3 separate regions of the Mus musculus genome follow, and regions 1 and 3 are each linked to region 2. A link is a loop called in an ENCODE intact Hi-C map of the cell type or tissue named here. Cell type or tissue: left cerebral cortex. All regions are shown on one strand.

Region 1 (8,000 bases), 110 kb after region 2:
CTGCCCCTCCCATTGCTCAACCAAAAGAAAAATGAGAAAGATATTTAAAGAATCCCTTACTTGGTTGCACTGGCAAACAGAGGACCAATTTTTTCCGGTTGTCGAGTTTTTTAACACACACCCATAAGGAAAATAATAACATTCTAGAAATGATTAAGCAATGTTCAAGGAATTTTCACAACAATTGAAAATTATATAAAACTAACACCTCGGGGTACAAGGGTGAAAGTGTTGACCTGCATCCATTTGTATACCATCTATGGCTGAGCCACTGAATACTATCTGACCTTTCATGAAAGCTGGCTACTGCCACGCATGATGTGCCTGTAATTCCCCAACTAGTGAGGATAAGGCCTGAGGACTGCCCAGAGTTGAATGAACTTCACAGCAAGAACTAGGCTAGTGAGGACTATATCGCAAAGGCCAGTCTCAAAATAAAATAAAATAAAATAATTCCCAAGCCCTGGTCTATGGGTCCAAAAGAAGCCCTATGGTCTCAAACCCTCCCACTGTTCATGCTTACTGGCCACGTACTTGGATCTGCTTCCATCTACATAACTCTCGGAGGGCTGGCGATATGGCTGGTGACTAAAACTGCTCATGTTTTTAAAGTGCACATGCCTACTTGGTCATGCAGGAAGGTACTGGTTGCTGGCCTAACTTAACTCTGTTTTGTCACTTTTTTTCCCCTGAGTCACTTTCTCCTGTGATAGATAACCTTGGAAAGACAAAACTCACCCAAAAGCATAATGACAGTGAAGAAGCAAAGCCAGCTCCAAGCAGCAGCGAGTCTGGCAGAGCAGACCAGGCCTTAAATGGGGCAAATGCCACAGTGATGAGGCTAAAACCAAACTGCTCCCTAAAGTGGGAACCATTTGCAAAACTAGAACTGAAAGAACCATCAATCAGACGACTGTCCTTACCAAGAAGTCCGACTGTCAGGCGCCCAACCCTCCACTGTTCCCTTTTCCTGTGATATTTCAGAGTCCCAGTTAGTCCTTCAAACTAAGGTGGCATTGTGTCCCAGCAGTCAGGAAGCAGAGGTAGTCAGATCTCTGAGTTCTAAGCTAGCCTGGTTGACATGAGTTCCAGGATAGCTAGGGCTATACAGAGAGGCCCTGTCTCAAACAAAACAAAACAAAAACTGCTGAGGTGGGTGGGGTCAATGAATCACAATTTGTTCTTCCCAGCCCAGTCTTGCTCTGCCCTTCACTGCTCACCTCTAACTGGTGTACTGGGACAAGTGGGTTGGCCTGGTCTCTTGGGGAACTCCGTAAACAAGACATTTCCTCTTGAAACTTCAAGAACAATCACCAACATAAAGGCTACATTTTCTCCCTTGTGTTATTAAAATTACATATAATTATGCTCAGTTCCACAATTCTTAAATCCCTGTACAACAAAGGAAAAATATTAAAACATTTAATCACTGAAAATACAGATACATTAGCAAATTGTATTTTAGGATACTTATACAAAATTTAACACAAAATTATACACTCTGATGATAAGCAATACGGATACTACTCTTTCTCCTTTGCTAACTTTTCTATCCTTGGAACTAATGATGTGACTGCCAGTCTTAGGGTGGGACCGCAAGTCCGAAGGTCTCTCTGTTTGGATGCAGTCAAGGCTGAAAAGGTGGCATCGCACAGACAGGTGCTTGAGAAGGGCAGCAGCAGCTTCAATGCCTTTTCATGGAGCTTGGGATAACTTGTCTTTGCATTGACCCAAAACTGTGTGACAGACATTGACTTGTGAACTGACTGAAATCCCGTATCGGCAGATAACACGGCGAGTTTCTCTTCCTCGGAGTCAGTGAGATTGTTACTGTGGTAAGTGGCAAAAGGATCTGTGAGCCACAGGTTTCCGGAACGCAAGTCCTCTTCTGGTGGGTAACAGGCATGGAATATCTGAGAAAGTCCTTCCAGGTGCTCAAAAATGATGCTAGCAATGTTTTTCACACTTACATCTGATGAGTCCAAGAACTCAGAAAACAGAGGGAACATGCCGTAATCATTCTCCTGTGCACGCTTCAACCACATTTTTAGCCTTTTCTGAAATACGTCAACTTTATTATACAAATTGAAAAAAGTAGTCATGGTTCCTTGGAGACTTGAATTTAATTTATTTATAAGTGAAAATATATCTGCTAGATAGGCTAGCTTTGCAATCCATTCCTCATCATGGAAATACCTGGCCAAATCTGAATGCTTTTGATTTAAAAATATTTCAATTTCATGTCTCAGTTCAAATAATCTTGTTAAAATTCTCCCTCTCGACAGCCAGCGTACTTCAGCATTAAGTGGTAAATTCACATGCTCAGATCCCATCTCTTCACACAAAATTGTCAACATTTGTGAATCTGAAGCACTGTTCTTTACAAAGCTTAAAATTTGTGATGACTGCAAAAGAATTTCATGTAAGCATGGAGATAGCTTTTTGGCTGCTAAGTGTTCACGGTGAATGAAACAATGTGTAAATGTCACTGTATTCTTGGCAATTTCTTGAATTTTTGACCTTAAACGAAAATACCTGTCAGTCATGCTTGCGGCCCCATCAGTACAGAAACCAACACAATGGTTCCAATTCAGAGATCTGCTATCAATATATTTATTTATTAATTCAAACACTTCAAGATCTGTGCTCGGAGAAGGCATTTCAGTGCAAAAAAGTAATTCTTCTTTCACATCTCCACGGTCATAGTCGATGAAGCGGACATAGCAGAGGAGAAGCGGCACCTCTGTGGCCTCAGACGACTCGTCCACCTGAAGGGCAAACCACCTGGACTCCCTGACCTTCTGCAGCAGCTGATCTTCGATGTCATCAGACAGTTTCTTGATCCTGCACCCAATTGTGCTATTAGAAAGAGGGATGGTTTTCATTTTTTCTCCAGCACTTGAACCTAAAACTTCTGAACACATTTCTACTAAATATGGTTTAATTAATTCTTCAGCAATCGAGAATGGCTTATTCCTGGCGGCAATTTGGAAAGCGATTAAATAAGAAGCTTTCACAAGTGACTCTTCAACTAGTAAACACTTTTTTAAAGAACTATTTTGACATTCCATTTCAAGTGACTTTTCCTCAAAAAAGTCTACAGGCTTGTTCTCTAAGTCTGAATGTTTTGCCTTCAAATGGTTAGAAAGACTTACTGGCATCACACTTTCACTAGGTAAGACCTCTCCACAAATGACACACTGTGGGCTTGGTGAACTTTCCTCTGATCCAGAACAGATAATGAAACCGAATCTGATATACTCTGCATTGTAAGTCTGGGAAAAGTCTACTCTTCTTCTTTTTGCCGGTGGAGACTCAGGTTCTTCACTCTTCCATTCTGGCAGAGGTAAATCTAAAGGAAATATGTGAATCACTGTTACAATATGAACATGTATAATATGATATGAACAAATGTGTTATGAAAAACTGGATAAAGATCTATTAACACAGCTTGAACCAATGCTGCCTAGAAAATTTAAAATCTAGGTGGGCAGTGGTGGCGCACACCTTTAATCCCAGCACTCAGGAGGCAGAGGCAGGTGGATTTCTGAGTTCGAGGCCAGCCTGATCTACAGAGTGAGTTCCAGGACAGCCAGGGCTACACAGAGAAATCCTGTCTCGAAACCCCCTCCCCACCCCCCAAAAAAATCAAATCTAGCCGTTGAAAAGAACACTTAGGAGCTAGAGTACAGCTCAGTGGTAGGGCACTTTACTTGGGATGTGTGACACCCTGCAGCCAATGCTCAGCACCAAGACAGACAAATCAACCACATGTAAACTCTAAGGCCAGTCCTGGAGTTTGGCTGTGTTGTGTACACTAGAATCTAAGCCCAGCACTCAGGAGGCAGAGGCAGGTGGATATCTAATGAGTTAGAGGCCAGCCTGGTCTACAGAATAAGTTCCTCGATAGCCAGGGCTACACAGAGAAATCTTAACTCAAAAAACAAAAAGACCCAAAGACCCAATAATACAAAACAAAATGAAAATGAAACATAAACATCCCAGATGTCCACAGACCCTTTACTACTGTTTACATGAAAAGAAAGGTTTCAGAAGTTCATGTAGCAGATAAGAGTATCATTTTCCACAGAAATATAAAACAATCAAGTTTCCTGAAGAAAGAATTCTCTGGCCGGGCAGTGGTGGTGGCCCACACCTTTGATCCCAGCACTCGGGAGGCAGAGGCAGGTGGATTTCTGAGTTCAAGGCCAGCCTGGGCTACAGAGTGAGCTCCAGGACAGCCAGAGCTACGCAGAGAAACCCTGTCTCGAAAAACAAAAAACCAAACAAACAAAACAAAACAAAACAAAAAGAAATCTCTGACTCCTACCAAAGGAAAGGAACCCTATTAAAATGTCAATATTACTTTTACCAGAGTAAGCTTTATCTGTTTGTTTATTTAGAGACAGGCTCTTGCTATTCAGCCCAAAATGGCTTTAAACTCAAGACTTTTCTGCCTCATTCTCCCAAATAGCTGGGACTATAGTAGCTCACCATAACACCCAGGCACAGACTAGGTTTTTTACTTATATGTTAGTCTATGGAATAAAGTTATGCTTAACAACAAAAGAAACTGGGACTGTAGCTCTGTGGCAAAATGCAAAGCTCTAAATTGACACATCGGCATCACATACACACACACACCTTGGGCAGAGCCGGCTACTAAAATAACTGAAAAATGCAAGGAATATGAGATTAAGGCATTACCATTGATTGGGGCAACACTTTATAGCTTTTCCATGTAGGAGTTCAACTTTCTATCACCAACACCCCAGACCTATTATCTATTATTTCAATAACCTATAATTAAATAATTAAGTGCAGAGTTTAAAAGAAAGGAAGGAAGAAAAGAAGAAAAAAAATTTGGATGAACTAAGGCTCAACTGGTAATGCTTTTAAGCAAATATGATATATATCAGTAATTATAATGGCTTATTTATACATTTGAAAAAGTAATGTGTACACATATAAAATGTTCACCTCTACATATAATACTTTGTATGCATATGGATTTGAAGTATATAATCCAGGAATTAATACTTTACACTGAAAATTACTGCCTTTACCTTTTCATAATAAAACAAAGCAGAAAACAAAGCTTATACAAGGTGCCAGGACACTTCCTTACCTGTCTGGCATGCAGCATGGTGGGTATGTGGCCTGCAAGAGGTGGCCTTGGTCTGGGTGACTGGCTTGCACAATATGCCTTTGTTCTTCAGAAGCTTGGGGGGCTGCAGAGGCTGAAGTCTCTCAGCAGGTGCCTGTGCACTTCCCTAGTTAGAAACAAATCAATGAACCAGAGTGCTTTTAGTACATTACCAATGACTATATTGTTATCATATGAAAAGCAATGTTATCCCTCTAGAAGAGTAGTTACAAACAGAAAGCATTCTGGGGGAGAAATTACCAACACTACTAACTCCTAATTCCCCTAATCAGCATTGATTCCATTTATTGACTTTTTAAAAATATTCTGGAAGAGCTGGGCATGGTAGTGCATGCCTTTAACCCCAGCACTGGGGGTGGGGACAAGGGGTGCAGAGGCAGGCAGATCTCTGAATTCAAGGCCAGCTTGGTATATAAATCGAGTTCCAGGATAACCAGGGCTGTTACACAGAGAAATCTTGTCTTGAAAAACAAACAAACAAACAAACAAAAATCCTGGAAGATGGACATGGCTAGCTAGCATGGGCAAAGACCTAGGTTCAAACCCTAGTAACACACACACATAAACATATACACTCACATACATAAATACATATACATACATTCTCACATATACACACAAATACACACATATATACATGTATACACATACACACATAGATTATCCTACATAAAACATGAGCCAAATAAAGAAAAATTTTGTTGTTAAGGGTAATTATTTTTTTTAAATACTGCTTACTACCTCAGACTCCATAAAAAAAAATTTATATATAAACATTATTAAGGATCTCAACTGGAAAACACAAAACAGAAGAAAAAAAGCATGAAGAATTTCAAATGACTAGAACAGAAAGGAATTATTCTCTTTTTTTAAGATTTTATTTATTTACTATATGTAAGTACACTGTAGCTGTCTTCAGATCTCATTACAGTTGGTTTTGAGCCACCATGTGGTTGCTGGGAATTGAACTCAGGATCTCTGGAAGAGCAGTCAGTGCTCTTAACCACTGAGCCATCTCAGCAGCCCCCAAAAGGAACTATTCTTTTTTTTTCTTTTTTTTTATTAGGTATTTTCTTTATTTACATTTCAAATGCTATCCCGAAAGTTCCCTATACCCTCCCCCTGCCCTGCTCCCCTACCTACCCACTCCCACTTCCTGGCCCTGACATTCCCATGTACTGGGGCATATAAAGTTTGCAATACCAAGGAGCCTCTCTTCCCAGTGATGGCCGACTAGGCCATCTTCTGCTACATATGCAGCTAGAGACACGAGCTCTGGGGTTACTGGTTAGTTCATATTGTTGTTCCACCTATCGGGTTGCAGACCCCTTCAGCTCCTTGGGTGTTTTCTCTAGCTTCTCCATTGGGGGCCCTGTGTTCCATCTTATAGATGACTGTGAGCATCCACTTCTGTATTTGCCAGGCACTGGCATAGTCTCATACAAGACAGCTATATCAGGGTCCCTCCAGCAAAATCCTCCTGGCATATGCAATAGTGTCTGGGTTTCATGGCTGATTATGGGATGGATCCCCGTGTGGGGTTTTCTCTGGGTAGTCCATCCTTTTGTCTTAGCTCCACACTTTGTAACTCCTAAAAGGAACTATTCTTAAGAACAATGTAAAGTCAAAGCAAAAAAATATTGATACATTTGACAACCTAGAAATTAAACAACAAAAAACTTTTGTAAACAAAAATCTCAGTAAAGCAAAGTTGAAGGAAAATAGAATGAGATATTTATTTAAAACACATTTATTTCATTCAGAAAACATTTACCGAATATTTACCATAAGTCAAGCACTGTCTCCACCCAGAGGATGCAACAGAAAACAGACAAACAAGAGTCTGCCTCACAACTGAGAGGAGACACAAAAACAAACAAGGCCAGCAATCAGATGACAGACATATCCGAGTAAATGGTGGCAAGAGCTGTAAAGGGTGAAGGAGTGGAGAGTGACTCCTTGTTGAAAGAGTGTGGCGGTGAAGCCGACCCTCCCAGTTACTCAGGAATCTGCAGGAAAGAGCTCAGCTAGGAAAGGCACTGCCACCCAGCTCGACCACCCGAGTTCAGGCCCCAGTTTGAGTCTTGGAATCTCTGTAGTAAAAGGGAAGAACAGATTCCCCCAGAGTTGTCCTCTGTCACCCACATATGTACAGTAAGGACAAAATTAAGGAGAAAATAACCACTCCTCCCAGCTGATAGATCAGATAGGTCAGTGGCTTCTGACTACAAATGGTAGCATATATGGCAAGTTTCAGCTCAACCCTGCTCTTGTTTGGCAAGCTCCATTGGAGGTGTATTTACATGACTTTCTATGCAACTGCCTAGTCCCTCGGGCAGTATTCTATAACTAAGTGAGCCAGAAGGACAATATAAACCTTGTGCCATTACAAACCATGCCATGACGCCTCCCTATCCTTACACATAGACTCATCCTACATGTGCTAGTGTTTCTATGGAATAAAGTCTGAGGGATACAACCACATGATTTAAATTCTGATGGCATCAACACACTGCTCTTTAAAAAAAAAAGCTGCTATCTGACTGTGTGGCCATAAGCAATATATGTGAGCTCATTTTCCAATATCCTAGTCAACTGATCACTTTACTTGAGGCTACTTCTCAGTCAGTGGGTACTTAGGTTACTGTAGAGGGCTATTCTTTATGTTTAGTATTCCTTGTATCCCCGTGCCTGTGAACATCATAACAGTTACCATTTTCCTATAAAATAAAAAAAATCACTCACCAGTGATAGTGCACATGATGTAATCCCAGCACTGAGGCAGAGTCAGGCAGATATCTATGAGCTCAAGGCCAACCTGTTCTACAAAGTG
Region 2 (8,000 bases):
ACAAAGGACCTCAAACTTCTGATCCTCCTGCCTCCACTTCCCACATGCTGAGATTACAGACATGTGACATCACACCCAGCATTTGCCATCTAGAATTAAGACCTCCCAGCTCCAGAACTCTGTTCATTATGAAGGACCTAGAATCAGCGTTCTGTTATAGCTGTATATGGCACGAGCTCAGCTCCTCTGAGACCAGGTCCCTCTTCAAGCTACAGCTTTCTGCTCCTGTGCCTGGTTACTATCAGGCGGAGAGCCACTTGTACCCAAGGACTATCTCTCCTAGGTCACAAGACCAATACCAAGAGACCACCCCAGATTCTCAATCCTGAGGACATTTTATTTTGATAGTTTTGAGACAAAAATCTCTCTATGTAGCTCTGTCTGTCCTGGAGCTTGCTAAGTAGACCAGGCTAGCCTCAAACTCAGAGACCTCCTTACTTCTTCCTCCCAAGTGCTGGGACTAGGGTGTGTGCCACTCTGATGGCTCCTGGGGACATTGTAAGCATACGCTCAGAGCAGGACGACCAGACCTACTGGCACTGGCATGCTTGAGCCTACTTACATCACTGCATGATTTCAGGAAACCTAGCCCTGTTTCTGAGCAGGGACACAGACCCCTCTGAACACTGGAATGTGGCCTGAGGATAATGCAGGCTGAGTCGCCCTAGCTTCAGGATTAGGAATAAGGAGTTTAAGCTCTCCAAGTTTGTCTCCTCATTGGAAAGTCACAAAATCTGCTACACAGAATTGTTCTGATCACTCAAAACTTACAATTTTCAGGACTTTAAAAAAACCGAACAAACAAAAAGCAGTCTCAAGAGGAGTAGTGTTACCCAGGCCCCATCTGGAAACCCAGTAGAAAACAGACAGTGGGGCTGGAGAGATGGCTCAGTGGTTAAGAGCACTGACTACTCTTACAGAGGTCCTGAGTTCAAATCCCAGCAATCACATGGTGGCTCACAATCATCTATAATGGGATCTGATGTCTCTCTTCTGGAGTGTCTGAAGACAGCTACAGTGTACTCATGTAAATAAAATAAATAAAAATTTTTTTAAAGAAGATAGACAACGTCCAAATGTTCCCACACTTGGTTGGGGGTCAGAATCACCTGCAGTGTTGTTTAAAGCCCATTGGAGGGGGCTGGAGAGATGGCTCAGCAGTTAAGAGCATGGGCCTCTCTTCCAGAAGCCCCAGGTTCAATCCCCAGGCCCCACCTGGCAGCTCACAACAGTAGCCACATGCAGCTCCAACCGTCCAAAGTCTTCTTCCAGAGGACCTAAGCTTTCTTCTGAATTCCGAGGTAACACATGTCACACACAGACATGTATACAGGCAAACATCCATGCACATAAAATTAAAATGTAAAAGGGGGCATGCCTTTAATCTCAGGACTCATGAGTCAGAGACAGGAGGGTCTCTATCATTTTGAGGTCAGAGTGGTCTACAGAGCAAGTTCCAGGACAGTCACGGCTACACAAACCCTATCTCAAAAAACAAAACAAAAACAAAACAAAAACAGAAACTAAGAGCTGGGTAAAGTGGGTAAGGATAGTAGGTAAAGTGATTATAAAAATGCGGACCCAAATGTGGATCCCCAGAAGCCACACATTAGAAACATGGCACGGAAGTGGATGCCTGTAATCTCTGTACTGAGGAGGCAAAGATAGAAGGACGCCTGGGGGTTGGTGGCAGCTATTAGAGCAGAAAAGACAAACTGTAAGCCTGAACCTCAAAAACCAAGCTGGAGAATGACCAAAGACACACACTATTGACCGCTGGCGTGCGCGCACGCGCACACACACACACACACACACACACAATTTTAATAAGATACCTCCGTGGTGCCTGCCAGAGACTAACATTTGCTGAACAAATAAGTAAGAATTGTCTGGTCCAGTGTGGCCCCAAACATCAGCCAATACCAAGGCTGTTCTCCTCTTGCCTCAGGGTAAGACATCAACCGGAAGGGACTATAAAAAGGGCTTTTGGGGGGGAGGGGGAGGGGGCTGTTGTCAAACTCCTTCTAAATTGGAAACATCACAGATCTAAAAAGACGTCATGAATTGGCCTCGGACCTGACTGGGCCCACTACTTCTAGCTTTGTGACTCTGGAGAGCCCACTTACGCCTCCTTGAGCTTCATAAGCCCTTTCTCTCTGAGGCACTGGTCCCTTGGCAGACCCTCAGGAGGCATTCAAAAACCTAGGAGTGCCTCCTTTAAGTTTCTCAGTGAAGTTGTGTCCTTTATAACTCCTGCGAAGTGTCCACCCACAGGAAGCATCAGAGAAAATGGCAGTGCGAATCTGGAGTTTGCAGCTGCTGACTGGATTAGGCTGGAGCAAGGAAGAGCACTTGCCTGTCCTCTTTGGAAAGCGAATGCGCATTCGGTGATTTCTAACAATAACCAGGGCCCCACCCACCCTCCCACCCCATCTATGCTCATTTGTACACGTGCCGTGGGCCGAGCACTGAACGTGGGACAAGGCTGGGAGGCAAAGGGACCTGGTTTGAATGAGGGGCGAATGGGTCCCTTCCCTCTCCTTTACACACCAGCAGGACCCCTCTCAGAAGGCACAAGTCCTTATTGGGATGACCGGGATCCCCTTTCTCTCAGCTAACTCTTCTCCCAAAGGGCTTAGACAACCCCTGAGGTCCCGAACCAAGAATGCTCAAGCTCCTGGCCCTTTGTCTTCCTTTCCCACACCCCCATCTTATTAGACACCCCGGCTCCCCCAGGTGGCCTCTTCTGGAGAGATTTGGCTCCGGTGCAGTTCTGCGGTTTTATTTTTCCTGGGATACTCAAAGGGATGTGGGAACAGCCACAGGTGTGGTGAGGGAAAGCCCCTGTCTCCCCTCCCCAGATGTGGGAAAGGGGAGAGGCCCAGGCGCCCTGGTCCTGGATTGGTCCAGCCACTGTGGTCCCTGGGCCCTGTGGGCAGAGGGCTGAGGGTGGAGCCCTGGGAAGGTGGGGCGGGCTCCTAGGCGGGGTTCGGGATTCTTCATAAAAAGCCACGAAGCTTGATCCCCACGAAGCCCAGCCCCGCGGGGTGTGGGGGGGACGCAGAGCCCAGATGGGGGACCCGGCCCGGCCTGGCCCGTGGAGGGGTAAAATAATGGCAGAGATGGTGCCCATGGGGGGAAAAAGGTGAGGGGGTCAAAGCGTCGGACCAGGAAGATGGGAGTTCCAAGTGAGGGGCGCAGGGCGGAGAGGCACGACCCCCAGCCTAGCCCGGGCGCCTTTGCGTGGGATCAGGAAGGTAAAAAACCCACGAAAGCGCGGCGGGCAGAAGCCGGGGCGTGCGGTGCCGGCAGGGCGGGCGCACGGAGCTGCCCGCGTTCACAGTGACCTCGACGCTGGGTGTACAGTACGGGTAGAAAACCGCGGGCCCGGGTCGGACTGGGCGGCCCGGGCGGGTCACAGCCTGGTCTGGGCCTCGGGGATGTAGATCTCGATGCTGTCCGCGCTCTCGGTAGCCGAACTGTGGCGGAACGAGGCGGCGCGCTTGGCCGCCAGGAGCCGCTTGCGCGCTTCCTGCCGCTGCCGGTCCACCGAGTCCAGGGAGCGCTCCTTCACCGGCACGCCCCGCCCCCGCGAGGGCTTCTTTGGTATCGGCGGAGGGACCTTCTTCTCCTCCTGTCGGGAGAGCGCAGAGCTGAGCCGAGCCGCGGGGAGCACCGCAGCATCCCTACTTGCGCCCCGTCCCCCGCCCTCCCCCCCGTGCAAGTTCCCCATGGGATGGATTTCGTGAGTCTCCCAATGGGACAGCGTCTAGAATTGGCCACATCGCTGGGACTGGAGGCTTGCAGGCGCACGAGGTCAAAGCTGGTCAAAACCCCTGTACCGGTCTCCAAAGAATAACGGGCTCGAGCGCCCCCTGGTGAAGCCGTTTTCAGCTAGCACCTACATGCCGGCTGAGGGGTTGTGGGGAGCATTGTCAAGGGCTCCAGGGGCTGGCCTAGTCTCACCTGCGACACTCATCTCAGACATAAGTCTAGCCAGTAGAAGGCTGAACATCGCCTAGAAAATCTAGCTCTACTCCCCACATTGCAGCTGGTCAGAGGTGGCCAGTGTGCAGCAGTGTGAACAGCTGGATCAAGCACAGGGCAATGGCCAGGGAGCATGGCTGTTTTATCTAAAGCTGTTCCTGCTGCCCGTGCGTCTGTTTCCCTGTGACTTCTCCACACCCACACACCCCTTTCTGAGAAGGACATTACAGAGTGTGGCTTCCTGGTCTGACGGGTCCCACAAGCACACCTTCGGCTCCAGGAGTTTCCAGCTGTTGGCCTTGAGTTGTTGTAGTTCCAGGAACTTGAGGGTCACATCCTCAATGGAGAGCTGCAGGAGGTCCCAGAAACCGGCCAGGTCCTGGAAGGTGGGCACAGGGAACGCAGTGGGGTCCTGCCGTGGTGGGACACACAGGGGGGGGGGCAGCCAGTCAGGGAGGTCTGACCCCAGGCAGGCTCAGGGAACGCTATGCTCAGTCTAGGGAAATGGGTTGAGGAATGGGCAACAGGGACAAGGAAAAGCCAGGGTCTCTCCAGCCTGGGCACAACGGGCCCAACCTTGAGGCTCTGTACTCCAACAAGTCACATCTGACTTTTTTTGGGTTCTTTGGGCCACACATAAGCCACCCTTCCAAGTCCACAGACCTGGTCCTATCTCTCAGTCACGCTGGGTCACCTGTCAGATCCACACACCTCACTCTCTCCTCACAGACACTCACCAAGCTTTGCTGACACAGCCTGAAGAACTGCTGGACCTTCTGAGACAGGAGAAGTTGCGTACTGCCCACGGCACTGCGAATCTTCTCTAAGACTAAAGAACAGAAGGAGGCTCAAGGGGCTGGGGGCGGGGGTGAGATCTCTCTTTCCTAACTCCCCAGGAAGTTGAGATGCTCACTTCCTGACTAGTGTACTGGCTCATCTCCTCCAGCCCCCTTCCCATCCTATACTCAAACTTGCCTACAACAGCTCCTATCCAGCCACCTCGAGAACTTTCATCCTCAGTGAAGCTCCTTCCATTACACAGCCTGCATTTACCAAGTGCCGATCCTTCTGTAGGAGGAAGGCCTCCCACCTGTGTTCCCTGTCTAGCCCTCCAGCCCTGGCCAGAACATCAGCTCAATGGTCAGTCACTGGCCGTATTCTGTCACTAATCAGTACATGCCTCCTTGGTTTGTTAAAAATTTTGATTCATCTCTGGTTAGGGATTCTGTGGGAAGCCTATGGCTCCCTTCAGAGTGGACTCATAGGGAAGGGGTATACTGTTTGTGACAGGGCTATCTTCCATGCCAACCCTCCCATTTCTTCCTCAGACTCGTTCTTGCTTGAACTGCCTCCTCTGAATTCCTCACTCGCTGAGGAATCCCAGCATCCCCTGGGAGAGTCCCATCTTAACAGCTCAAATCAGAATGTCTGTCGTGTGGTCCCAGCCTCACTGTCAAGCTTAGACTGGATTGCTACACTTGCTCAGATTTGAACAGATTGTTCCCCATGGAGTTAGTGACTTAGACTGGTAGCTGCCTACTAGAAAATCTAGCTTTTGGCCTGGTCATGATCCTCCTAAGTCCTAGCCTTGGCCTCTAAAGATGTCCTGTTCCCAGTAAGAACTTCAAGTTCTAGCACTGAAGGACCAAGCATGAATGGGAGGGACCTGCTGGTGCATTGCAGCCAGGGCTACCATCATGATACCCTGCGCCTGCCCACGCTATCCAGCACAGGATGCCAGCGCCCCTCTCCCCTGTGTGGATGGCAGCGGACTCACTCTCCTCGGGCAGCTCATAGTCCTCCGCCTCACGCTCCATCTGCTGGCACCAGTGTTCCAGTTTCTCCACCTCTGCCCGCAGCATCTTGATGAACCACTCGCCATCCCGTGGGCAGGGGGACGTGCGGCCTGAGTCGGGGAGGCTACGTGAACCCCGCTCCATCCAGGAATCACGGCGGCCGGACCCGGGACCGGGGGCTGGGACAGGGGTAGGGCCAGGCGACCCATCGGTGGCCGGCGGCTCATACGGCAGTGGGTAGCCCTCGCGGTAGGCCCACTGGCCCTGTGTGTGGACCGTGCGGAAGACTGAGTAGGTGGGGGCCCGAGGGCCGGGCTGGGGCTCAGAGGCGTGCCTCTGGAAGGAGCGTCCGAACTGCAGGGCCTTGTCTTCTGTGGCCACAGTGGCCAGGCCGGCCAGGCCCTCCAGCTCCAGGTCTGCCTGCACACCGGCTGTCACGCTGTTGGAGCGCTTGAACCTCGCCCGCCTGTGGAGGGAGATGCCTATCATTTCTGCTCCTGCTCCAGTCACCCCAGGTCACCACCCTCAATCCAAACTCCAAGCCCTCCCCCAAAAATGGAAGGAAGGCTGTTGTGATGAGGAACCTACAAATCAGTGGCCACCAATCCATACACAGGAAACCAATTAAATCCTTGGAGCTGGTAGGTACCCACTATACCTACTTTTTGCACTGACACTAAACAGCCAGTAGCAGTCAAAATATTTAACTGCCTGTACCTATGACCAGAAGAGATGCTGGAATACTCCAAGCAGCGCAGACACTGACCTACAGACCCCAGCTTTGGGGCCCTGGTGTTGGTAGCTTTTGACCAAGGCATTCAGAAACATTTTGTTATTTCTTTTGTTTGGAATTTTGCTGGTTTGAGACAAGGTCTCCCTGTGTTCCCCCAGGTTGACCTGGAACTCACAATGGATCCCACACAGTGATCCTCCCGCCTCAACTTCCCGAGTACTGGTATTATAAGTGTTGACTCACCACACCCAGCTTACAATAGAGTATTCTAGAAACACTGTCTAGGCTGGTTTGCCCTGGCTGTACGGTATTTCCTGGACCTGCAGAATAATGAGTACATGGAGCTCAAAGAGGGTCCCAGGTCACCCAGCTTCAGAGTGGCAGAGCCAGGATGTGGCCCAGGGCTGCACCAGCTCCAAGAAGCCGCCTGGGAGCAGCTTGGAATGGTGGGGGCGTACAGCGCTGGAGGAGACTTCACCCCTGGGGACCCCAATGGCTCAGCCCAGAGCCTGGCCAGACAGTCTGCCAGAGGCAGTGGAGCTGAATTAAGTTGTTGGCAGGGATGGCACCGGGGCCTGAACGTTTCTTGTCTTTAAGTTAATTATATGCAAATCCTATGCAAAACAGAAAGTCAATTGGCCTTGTTCATTTTTACCCACTCTGAGTTCAGAGTAGGGGCTCTTTTTCTGCAAGGAAGTCAATGAGCCCCTGTGAAACAGAAGGTGGGGGGCAGACAAGACTTTAAGGAGTGGGAGTTAGGTGGCGGGTAGGGAGGGCAAAGGGGAACAGAAGTTGAAATAGTCTGGGAATTAGAGAACCTCAAAGAAAAGGTCCATGGGTCTTTGTCTACCTCCACCTCCTCATGGTCAAAACAGACCAGGGTCCTATGGGACATCTCCAGGGGCCTGTCCAGTTTCCCAGGAGACTCTCCCAGCCTCCCCCCAACCCCTACAACTTCAACCTTCCTCCTGTGGCCCAGGCCTTCTCTCCAAGCCTGCCTGCCTGCTTCCTTCCAGCTGGCAGGCTGCCTGCTGGGAGCCTGTTGCCATAGAAACCAGACCCAGAAGGATGCTGCAGGACTCAGGAAAGAGAGATGCGCTCGCTCGTGTGCAGTCTCCAACGAGCCCTATGTCCCCACCCCCACCCAGAGAGAGGAAAAAAACCCATATTTCCGTTGCTTCCCATATGCCCTTCACCTTGGTATCTGCCCTGGGCACCGTTCATGTTCACTACTGGCCCAGGGCTACCTCCTATCAGATACCTCTGCTTTCATTCAGGACAGCAAAAGGGAAGGAGGTACCCGGGACCAGGGAGCACACCTGAGTTCTAATGCTGGCTTTGTCACTGTGCCTTAGGGAAGTTTTCCATGCAGGCCATCTAATATGTATGAAGTTGCATGTAAAATACAGTCAAGTAGCCCCCAGTGGTGGTGTACACCTTTAACCCCAGCAACTCAGGAGGCAGATGCAGGCAGGTATCTGTGA
Region 3 (8,000 bases), 66 kb after region 2:
GTGCTGGGAGGAGGAAGGAAGAGGTAGCTCCCCACACCCTGTCCTGAACCCCCTTTCTGAAGGAGCCAGCTCCCATCTGGACTGGGGGGAGGAGAGGCATGTGGAACTACTGAGTGAGGGGAAAAGAGAGGGGAAGAAACAGGAGCGGGGGACTGCAGGGCGGGGGTGTTGGGATGGGGGCGAGGGAATCCTTTTTAATTTCATTCTCTCCCCATGTCTACATCAGCCCTGCAGGCTCAGCTTTTTAATATTTACACACAGGAAGAGGAGAGGATGAGAAAGAACAGAGAGCAGGGGGAGGGGGGCAGGGGCTACCTGAGCTCAAAGGGCACGGAGGCAGAAGACTTGGAAAGCTGAGAGCTTGGATTCCCTGTATCACCACCCCCAGCCCACTCCCATACTGAGCTCTGGACTGGAAGGAAGAAGAACCCTGGGCCCATTCTGTCCCTTTGTTAACAAGATACTTTGAAGCTGCATCAGAAAAAGATCAGATCCCCACCCACATACCTGGACACCCCCACAAACCCAGATTTCTTGGGTGCCTTATGTGCAGATGGGAGAGGCAGTATTCATACACAAGTGTGCTCGGATGCCTGGAGTGTGTTTGCCTGTGGGCTGCGGTATATGTGCACATGAACATGTCAGCTAGCATGCACAAGTTTATGAAAGCATGAAGCTAGTCACACATTAACCACCCAAGAAATCAAACCTGTGCGACCACATTTGTAACTCAGCTCCCAAGCCACCTTACCTCTTTGCCCATGGCTCCCTAGCAAAGAAACCCAGGGGAAAGGCCATCCAGCCTTCTCAGACTCTCTTCTTCCCAGGCCCCTCCTTCCTAAGCCTCACTTTTTCTGTCTGTAACATGGGAAGAAGGGCTAATGGGAAAGGATGCTGCACTGAGCCCAGGGGCCCAACAAGTTATTAGCAACGATGAGCTGGCAGCTTGTTACCATAACGATGGTGCCACCGCCTCACCCCAGCTCAAACCCAGACTCCCCAGACGGCAGGAGGCCCGCTGAGCCAGCAGCCTTCAGACTGAAGGGGGGTAGATAAAGAGGGAATTGAGACATGATGCTTGCGGAGTGGAGGGTACACAGCTGCTCTTCCAACCCCCCACTGAGAAACGAAGCTTTGACTCCCCCAAGTGGGAGTAAAATCAAAGTCTGAGAAGGCTTCTTGACCATGGGGGTAGGAAGACACTGGGAAAGTCTCTATAGCTTGTCTCAATAAGCTTCATGATTATACTCTCTCCCAACACACACACACACACAGACACACACAGACACACACAGACACACACACACACACAGACACACACACACACACAGACACACACACACACACACAGACACACACACAGACACACACACACACACACACACACACACCTCAATTTCAGTCACCTGAAACCAAACAGAAAGCCCCTCATTCAACAGCAGTTTCCTCTCCAGTAAAAATGAGGCCAATTATGTTTACCATTTGCTCTAAACTCCTGGAAGACTGGGCCAGAAAGGGTTCAGGCAGCTACACACCCTTTTCAATCAGACAAGACTCAGAAGTTTTTCTACCCAGCAGAAGCCCAATAAGGGGGGGAAAATTGCCAGCCCAGTGAGAGGCAAAAATGCATGGGAAACTGTGGGGGAGGGGGGAGAAAAGCACCAACATCAGCTGCAAGAGATGCAGATGCTAAACGCCAGGCAGCTGCTAAAAGCAGGCATCAAGAAAGAAGGAAGTCTGAAGTTGGGCCTAGAGCAGCGCTGGTAGCCAGCTAGAACTAAGCCAAGGCCATGACCTTCCTCTGTGGTGGGTCTGCCAGGTATCCCCATCCCCAGAAATACCTGTAACCTCCTTTATTCAGAGCAGAGTCCCAGGCTGACAGATTGACAGCCTTAGACATATTGAGTCTTCATTTCCCCTACCCGCCTGCACATTCGGCTCTGAGGGGGTTGGGGAGTTTGGGGATGGAATGTGAAGGTTAGGAAATTACCTGTGGGGACACTAGTCTAGGAATCCACAGGTCCATCGGGTGACCTTGAGTAGGTCTCCTCTCTTTCAGATTCCCCAATTTGTAATTAAGAGGTTGGATCAAGTCGACTGTAAAGGTTCTTCCTCTGCCTGTCATTCTATAGCTTCCTGCAAGCTCATTCCTTGGATGTGAGCCCCCTGGCACAAAATGCAGTGGGCACTGCCTGCCAGATCAGTGGGGCAGTGGGGGGAGTGCGGGGGCTGCATTTGAGGCTGTTCATCCTGTATTCACGTTCCTTTTAGAAACACCTGCCACCCTAGCCCTCCCAGCTCTCTTTTTAGACCCTGATTCACTGCCAACTCACGAAGCTCTCCCTCCCCTCCCTCCTCTCTTCTCCCTCATCTCTCTCTTTTAGGCACTGACAGCTGGGTACAGAAGTAGACCCCACACACGCACTCAGGGGATAGTGGACAGAAGTGGAGGGCAGTGATCCAGTGTCAGGGAAAACACACTAGAAAGTCCTACTCTCTAATTGTGGCCTAGCTGGGTTTCTTGGGTCAATGGAAGACCTGGGTGAGAATGTTTCTCTACCACTGTCTGGCAATGTGTGATTGTGAGAGATGCAATGCATTTCCCAAGCCTCAACATCCTCTTCTGCAAATTGGCATCATAATAGATTGAGCTGTGTGGAATGGCTGTTTTTGCAGGTTAAAAAACACAACAACAACAACAACAAACAACTGCTCAATACTGTCAATTTCATATGGCTTAACCTGACAGCATCTCAGCTTGCTTCCAAGGCAGTTAGAGAAACAAGAAGAAATGAGAGGAACAATTTTTCAAAAGTCCTAGACTGATACAGATACATTCTTCTATTACTACTTCAAGGAACTAAGTACAGACCCACCTGAACCGTGAGCTAAACCAACGACCCAGAACTTGGAGATTTGGGACTTGGAACTCTGGGAAAAAGCCACCTGCTCCAATGACTAACAAGGTAGATCTTCCTCCTGGCCTCCTCATTCTAAAGGGCCTTTGGCCAAGCATCATTGAAATAACACAAGCTCCTAGTACTCTTCACCCTCCCCCAAAAAAGTATCCCCACACACAGGTATACAGCCTTAGGCTCACCACCAGCAGGGACTCAGCATGAGGGAAAGATACCAGTGACTTCGCAGAGGGTGCCCCAGGAAGTAGATGAAGGTGCAGAGTGCTCTTGTCTGTGTCCAGGATAAGGAGACTCTGGAGGGAGGGGGCGGTCTGACCTCGGGAAAAGTAGGATCTTCCCGTGCTAAGTCCCACCAAGAATGGGGGCGGGGCAAAACCCAGGTGTGGGTGAACCCTGCTTGGATGTATTCCCACACAGTCACACAGTACACATACCCAGACCCATTCACAGAGATAGTCGCACATGCACATGCACACGCACGTCCATTCATACACACACACTCAGACACCTACATACACAGCCACACAGTGCCAGCACACACTCAACCACACATATGTCGACAGACTCATGGACGGTTAACACCCTGAACGCTCACTGCATTACACTCACTCACCCACAGACCCACACGGTGACACCCTCATCACATGCACGCTCACACACCTGCAGAGGAAACTTCTTTCCGGATCTCCCCAACACCACGACTTCCCCCCACAGCCAGCAGGCTACTCCCTCCCAGACCCAAGCTTCCATTCCAGCCGGGCAAGGGCTGGGCGGGCGCTGGCTGGCCTCCCGCGGCCCCAGCCGGGACAGCGCGTCTGCGGAGCGCGTGGTCCCCAACCCGTCCCCGGGGTCAGTCACGCCGGCCTCCAGGCCCAGGGTGAGGCCGGGGGCGGCCGCAGAGGCCCAGCCCCTCCCCCCCATCTCGGGGCCGGAGTCCAGGCCGCTGGAGCCCCGGGCGTGGGCGGCGCCGGGGCTGCAGCGGGGCTGAGCCTGGGGGGCGCTGCAGAGGGCGCGGCAAGCGCGGCCCGATCCCCACCCCTCCCGGTTGCTTACCTGGCCCGGTCGGGCTCCAGCCGGGGTTACATGGTGCCGGCGGCCCGGGCCGGGGGCGCTGCGGCTGCGGGAGCGAGTGCGGGCTCCCGGACCCGACACTGCGGAGCCCCCGGCGGAGGGGCCGCGCCAGCTGCGGAGCCCCGAGCGAGTGCTGAGCGGCCGCGGGCGCGGGAGCCGGAGGCGGCCAAGCCACGGAGGCTGGATTTCCCGGGGACCAGGACGGGGAGGCGGGGGGATCCCGCCCGCGCGCTCCGCCCCCGCCCCCGCCCCCGCGCAGGGCGGCCGAGCCAGGAGCCCGCGACAGGGAGGGGGCCCGCGCTCCCCGCCCCCGCAGCGGCCCCGCGAGGACCGAGGTCGCAGCCGGCGGGCAGCCGCCGCGGTCCCGGAGGAGCGCCCGCGTCTCTGAGCGACAGCGCCGGGGAGGCCCAGCTCGGGGGTGCGAATGTGGTCCCCCGGGTCGGTGTGTACCGAAGACCCAGGAACCAGCACATTCGGTGTCACGACCGCGCACAGCAGACCTGGGCACCGGGACCCAAGCCCAGAGCGCGGGCAGCTGGGGGAGACACACGGCTGCCTCACCGAGGCAGTCACACCCTGAATGTCACACACAGCCTCCCCCTCGCAGGCACGTCCTCTTAGGCTCCTGTCCTTAGTTTCCCGGGTCTGTAAACCCGACCCCAGCTCTTGGCCTGGGCTCTAGGAGTCCCCCTTCTCCGCACTAGTCCCTTCTGCCCCACCCCTGCCAGGGCGGGGCGCTGTGCCTGGCCTCCGAGTCTTTGACAGGCGTCCCTCACCCACAGTCCGCCAGCGGAGGCAATCCCCAGTGTGCAGGGATAACCCCGCTATACCTGCCGTCTTAGCTGGGGGCCCCACCCGTGCCCACTGTGCCCGCCCACCTCTGGGCCCCGAGCCAGGGGCTGTGCCATGGCGGGGGTGGGGTAGAGGGGGGAAAGGGGACTGTCCGAAGCACAGCGCGAAGCTGCAGAGCCAGGACACAAGCTGCAGAAGCGCTGAGAGCTGACTGCAGCAGTCCCTGGCTGGAATCCGTCTTGGCGCCCAGAGCAATGCTGTAATGGGGGGGAGGGGGCCGCGTGGGGAAGCCGCAGGAGGAGGGGCTGAGGAGATGGGGGAGGGGCCGGTTCTGAATTCTGACTTTCCCGGCGGGTGTTGAGGGCACGCGGGCGCTCCAAGTTGTGGTAGAAGGCGAGCTACATCCTCTACCTTGTCTGGTATTGAAAACTTAAGGTGGTGAGGTGTGGGCTTTGGAGCCTTGAGACAGTCCACCACCCTAGGGACAGACCTTGGGAGATGTTCTGAGTCAGGGTCCCCAACAATGACTCCTATTTCTCTGTATTTCTTTGGTGTCACTGTCTCTCCTCCTTGAGTAACCGGGCAAACTGAGGCACGGTAAGTAGAATTCGTGGGTCCTAAGGAGCTAGAACCTGGAGCCAAGCCCACACCCATTCCCTAGAGGGACCTTTTAAGGTGCCACATTACATAAATGACAAAAAGGGACCTAGAGGACCCTTCCCCCGCGGGAAACCAAGCAGTCTAGTGAGATGAACAGACTAGCCAACTATCTTACCGCCCACGAGACCACTTCAATCGTCCCTTCAATCATGTAGTGAGGCTGCAGACAATTCCCAGACCAGCATTTATTCAGCCAAGAGCAGATGTCAGAGAAAGTAAGATAGAAAGTTGGTTCAGGAACACTTTGTAGAACTGAGAGAAATGTCTCATTTCCCATGGAGCATAAGAACAGTCATCATGTAGAATGCTAAAAGGTACCGCCATGCTCTGTCAGTTCTAAGACGTATTCTGTAAACCGGAAGGCATTTTACAATGAACACGGACATTTAGTATACAGCTTTTTCTTCTTTGCCATTACCAAAGAGCTATGTTTTCACATTGAGAACCTAAGGGCTGGTGAGGTGGCTCAGCAGGTAAGGATGCCTGGTGACAAACCTGATGACTGCGTTACATCCCCCAAGCCCACACAGTAGAAGGAGACAATAACTAATTCTCCCAAGTTGCTCTGACCTCCACACAAGTGCAAGCATCGCAGCCCGTGCCCCCATACACACTAAATAAATTATTAAAGTTTAGATTTTTTTCAAACAAAATCAGAAAGAACACGATGGAGTTCCCGTCCTGGAACCTACTAATTAATCAAACAGGTTTACCTCAGATAGAGAACACCAATCCAGTAATTAATAAGGACAATAGTTATTTAAGCCACTAATAAAGGCTCTCTAGACCAACTCCCTGGAAATCTGACCTCTGCCATTATTCACACACAGAGAAGGACCTCATTCTCTCGCACTGTCCCATCACCACTGTCTATCGATTGTGTGTGAGAGAACATGTATGTGGGGGGGAGGGGCTCGTGCACATGTGTGCACATGTGTATAACAGCATAGGACTGTCTCTGGTGTTCTTCTTTAGACACTATCCACTTTCTTTGAGGGGATGTGTCTCTCACTGTCCTGGAGCTCAACAAGCAAGTTTGATTGGCTGGCCAGTGAACCCGAGATCCTGTTATTTCTGCCACCTCAGCCTGGGGATTACAAGTACTCAGTACCAGGACTAGTTGTGGGGTTTGGGTTTTTTTTTTTTTTTTTTTTTTGGTTTTTTTGTTTGTTTGTTTTATTTTTTAAATATGGGTTCTGGGCATCAAACTCAGGACCTTGTGTTTGTAAAGCAAGCATTTTACCAATTGAACTATCTTCCCAGCCCATCTTGAAATTTAAATAAAATTTTAACATGGGGCTTCAACACTCTGTAAAGTATAACCCCTAGATTAGAAATTCTATGTCTGGGCTGGGGAGATGGCTCGGCACTGACTGCTCTTCCAGAGGTCTTGAGTTCAATTCCCAGCAACCACATGGTGGCTCACAACCATCTGTAATGGGATCTGATGCCCTCTTCTGGTGTTTGAAGAGAGTGACCGTGTACTCACATACATTAAAAAAAAAAAAAAGGAAAAATAAGAAATTCTATGCCTAACAGGTAGACACAAATGTATTTTTAAAGTCTAGAAGCAGGGGTTGCTGAGATGGCTCAACAGTTAAAAGCATTGGCTGCTCTTCCAGAGGACCCAAGTTCAATTCTCAGCACCCACACATAGTGGCTCACAACCATCTGAAAATACAGTACCAGAGGATCCGATACTCCCTTCTGGCTTCTGAGAGTACTGCACACGTGTGGTACACAGACATACATACAGGCAAAAACACTCACACATAAAATAATAAAATTTTAAAGTCTATATGCAATAGTTAGCTCTGTCTAGGTTAAGAAAGGCAATCAAGAATGCATAAAGAAAGCACTTTAGCAGAACCAGAAAGATTGGGAGAGTTTTGGGTCGAAACATATGTGCAAAGATATGTCACCCAACTGTCAATCAACCAAGACATATTGGCACATGTCTGTTCTCTAAGCCTTCCAAACTAAGGAAGGAGGTCATTTATTTCAAAGCCATTCTGCTATATACACTGTCTTAAAGCACCAGGCAGAGGTGGCGCACGCCTTTAATCCCAGCACTCAGGAAGCAGAGGCAGGTGGACCTCTGAGTTCAATGGCAGCCTGGTCTACAGAGTGAGTTCTAGGACAGCCAGGGCTGCACAGAGAAACCCTGTCTTGAAAAGCCAAAATAAATAATAAAATAAATCCTGGGGGCGGTGCAGGGTGCTGGAGAGATTGTTAGTAAGAGCATTTGCTGCTCTTGCAGAGGACCAGGCTTCAGCTCCCAGCAGCCGCATGGTGACTCTCAACTCCAGTTTCAAGGGATCTGATGCTCTCTTCTGATTTTATATATATATATATGCTGGCAACACTCACACACAGAAAATAAAAACAAAAACAAATGAACTTTTAAAGTGATAGGTAAGGGCTGGCAATGTGCCTCCGATGGTAGAGTGCTTGCTTAGCATGTTTGATACTTACAGGCACCATATAAAACTAGGCACGGTGCTGGGCGTGGTGGCACACGCCTTTAATCCCAACACTCCGGAGGCAGAGGCAGGCGGA

Evidence for each region. Peaks named below come from ENCODE experiments on the same cell type or tissue, not always from the same donor. Only the 100,000 strongest peaks of a DNase experiment are listed, where the experiment ranks them.
Region 1: it touches region 2 in a loop (4-fold over the local background); 2 of 42 quality-filtered maps call a loop at or near these places.
Region 3: it touches region 2 in a loop (4-fold over the local background); 6 of 42 quality-filtered maps call a loop at or near these places.

The regions. Positions count from the first base shown.
Region 1 is chr4:127,117,701-127,125,700 of GRCm38, reverse strand. Zmym6 (zinc finger, MYM-type 6) reads right to left here. Exons shown (of 14, transcript NM_001285885.1): 13 at 5,129-5,273; 14 at 1,327-3,352. The coding sequence ends at 1,524. Among named protein-coding and RNA genes, the nearest start is that of Tmem35b, 4.3 kb to the left of the region's middle. In left cerebral cortex, no CTCF peak of the experiment used is centred here; no DNase peak of the experiment used is centred here.
Region 2 is chr4:127,231,784-127,239,783 of GRCm38, reverse strand. It overlaps Dlgap3 (DLG associated protein 3), which reads right to left. Exons shown (of 12, transcript NM_198618.5): 9 at 5,765-6,249; 10 at 4,725-4,816; 11 at 4,256-4,399; 12 at 2,762-3,634. The coding sequence ends at 3,416. Gm52707 (a long non-coding RNA gene) reads left to right here and starts at 6,222. Exons shown (of 3, transcript XR_003955281.1): 1 at 6,222-6,424. In left cerebral cortex, CTCF peaks have their summits at 3,584 and 3,873 (motif pointing left); DNase peaks (open chromatin) are centred at 4,900, 5,838, 7,110, 7,549 and 3 more places; H3K4me3 peaks cover 1,017 bases; H3K27ac peaks cover 4,954 bases.
Region 3 is chr4:127,165,337-127,173,336 of GRCm38, reverse strand. Dlgap3 (DLG associated protein 3) reads right to left here and starts at 4,133. Exons shown (of 12, transcript NM_198618.5): 1 at 3,972-4,133. In left cerebral cortex, CTCF peaks have their summits at 3,902 and 4,730; DNase peaks (open chromatin) are centred at 4,168, 4,766, 4,969, 5,571 and 7 more places; H3K4me3 peaks cover 5,401 bases; H3K27ac peaks cover 5,469 bases.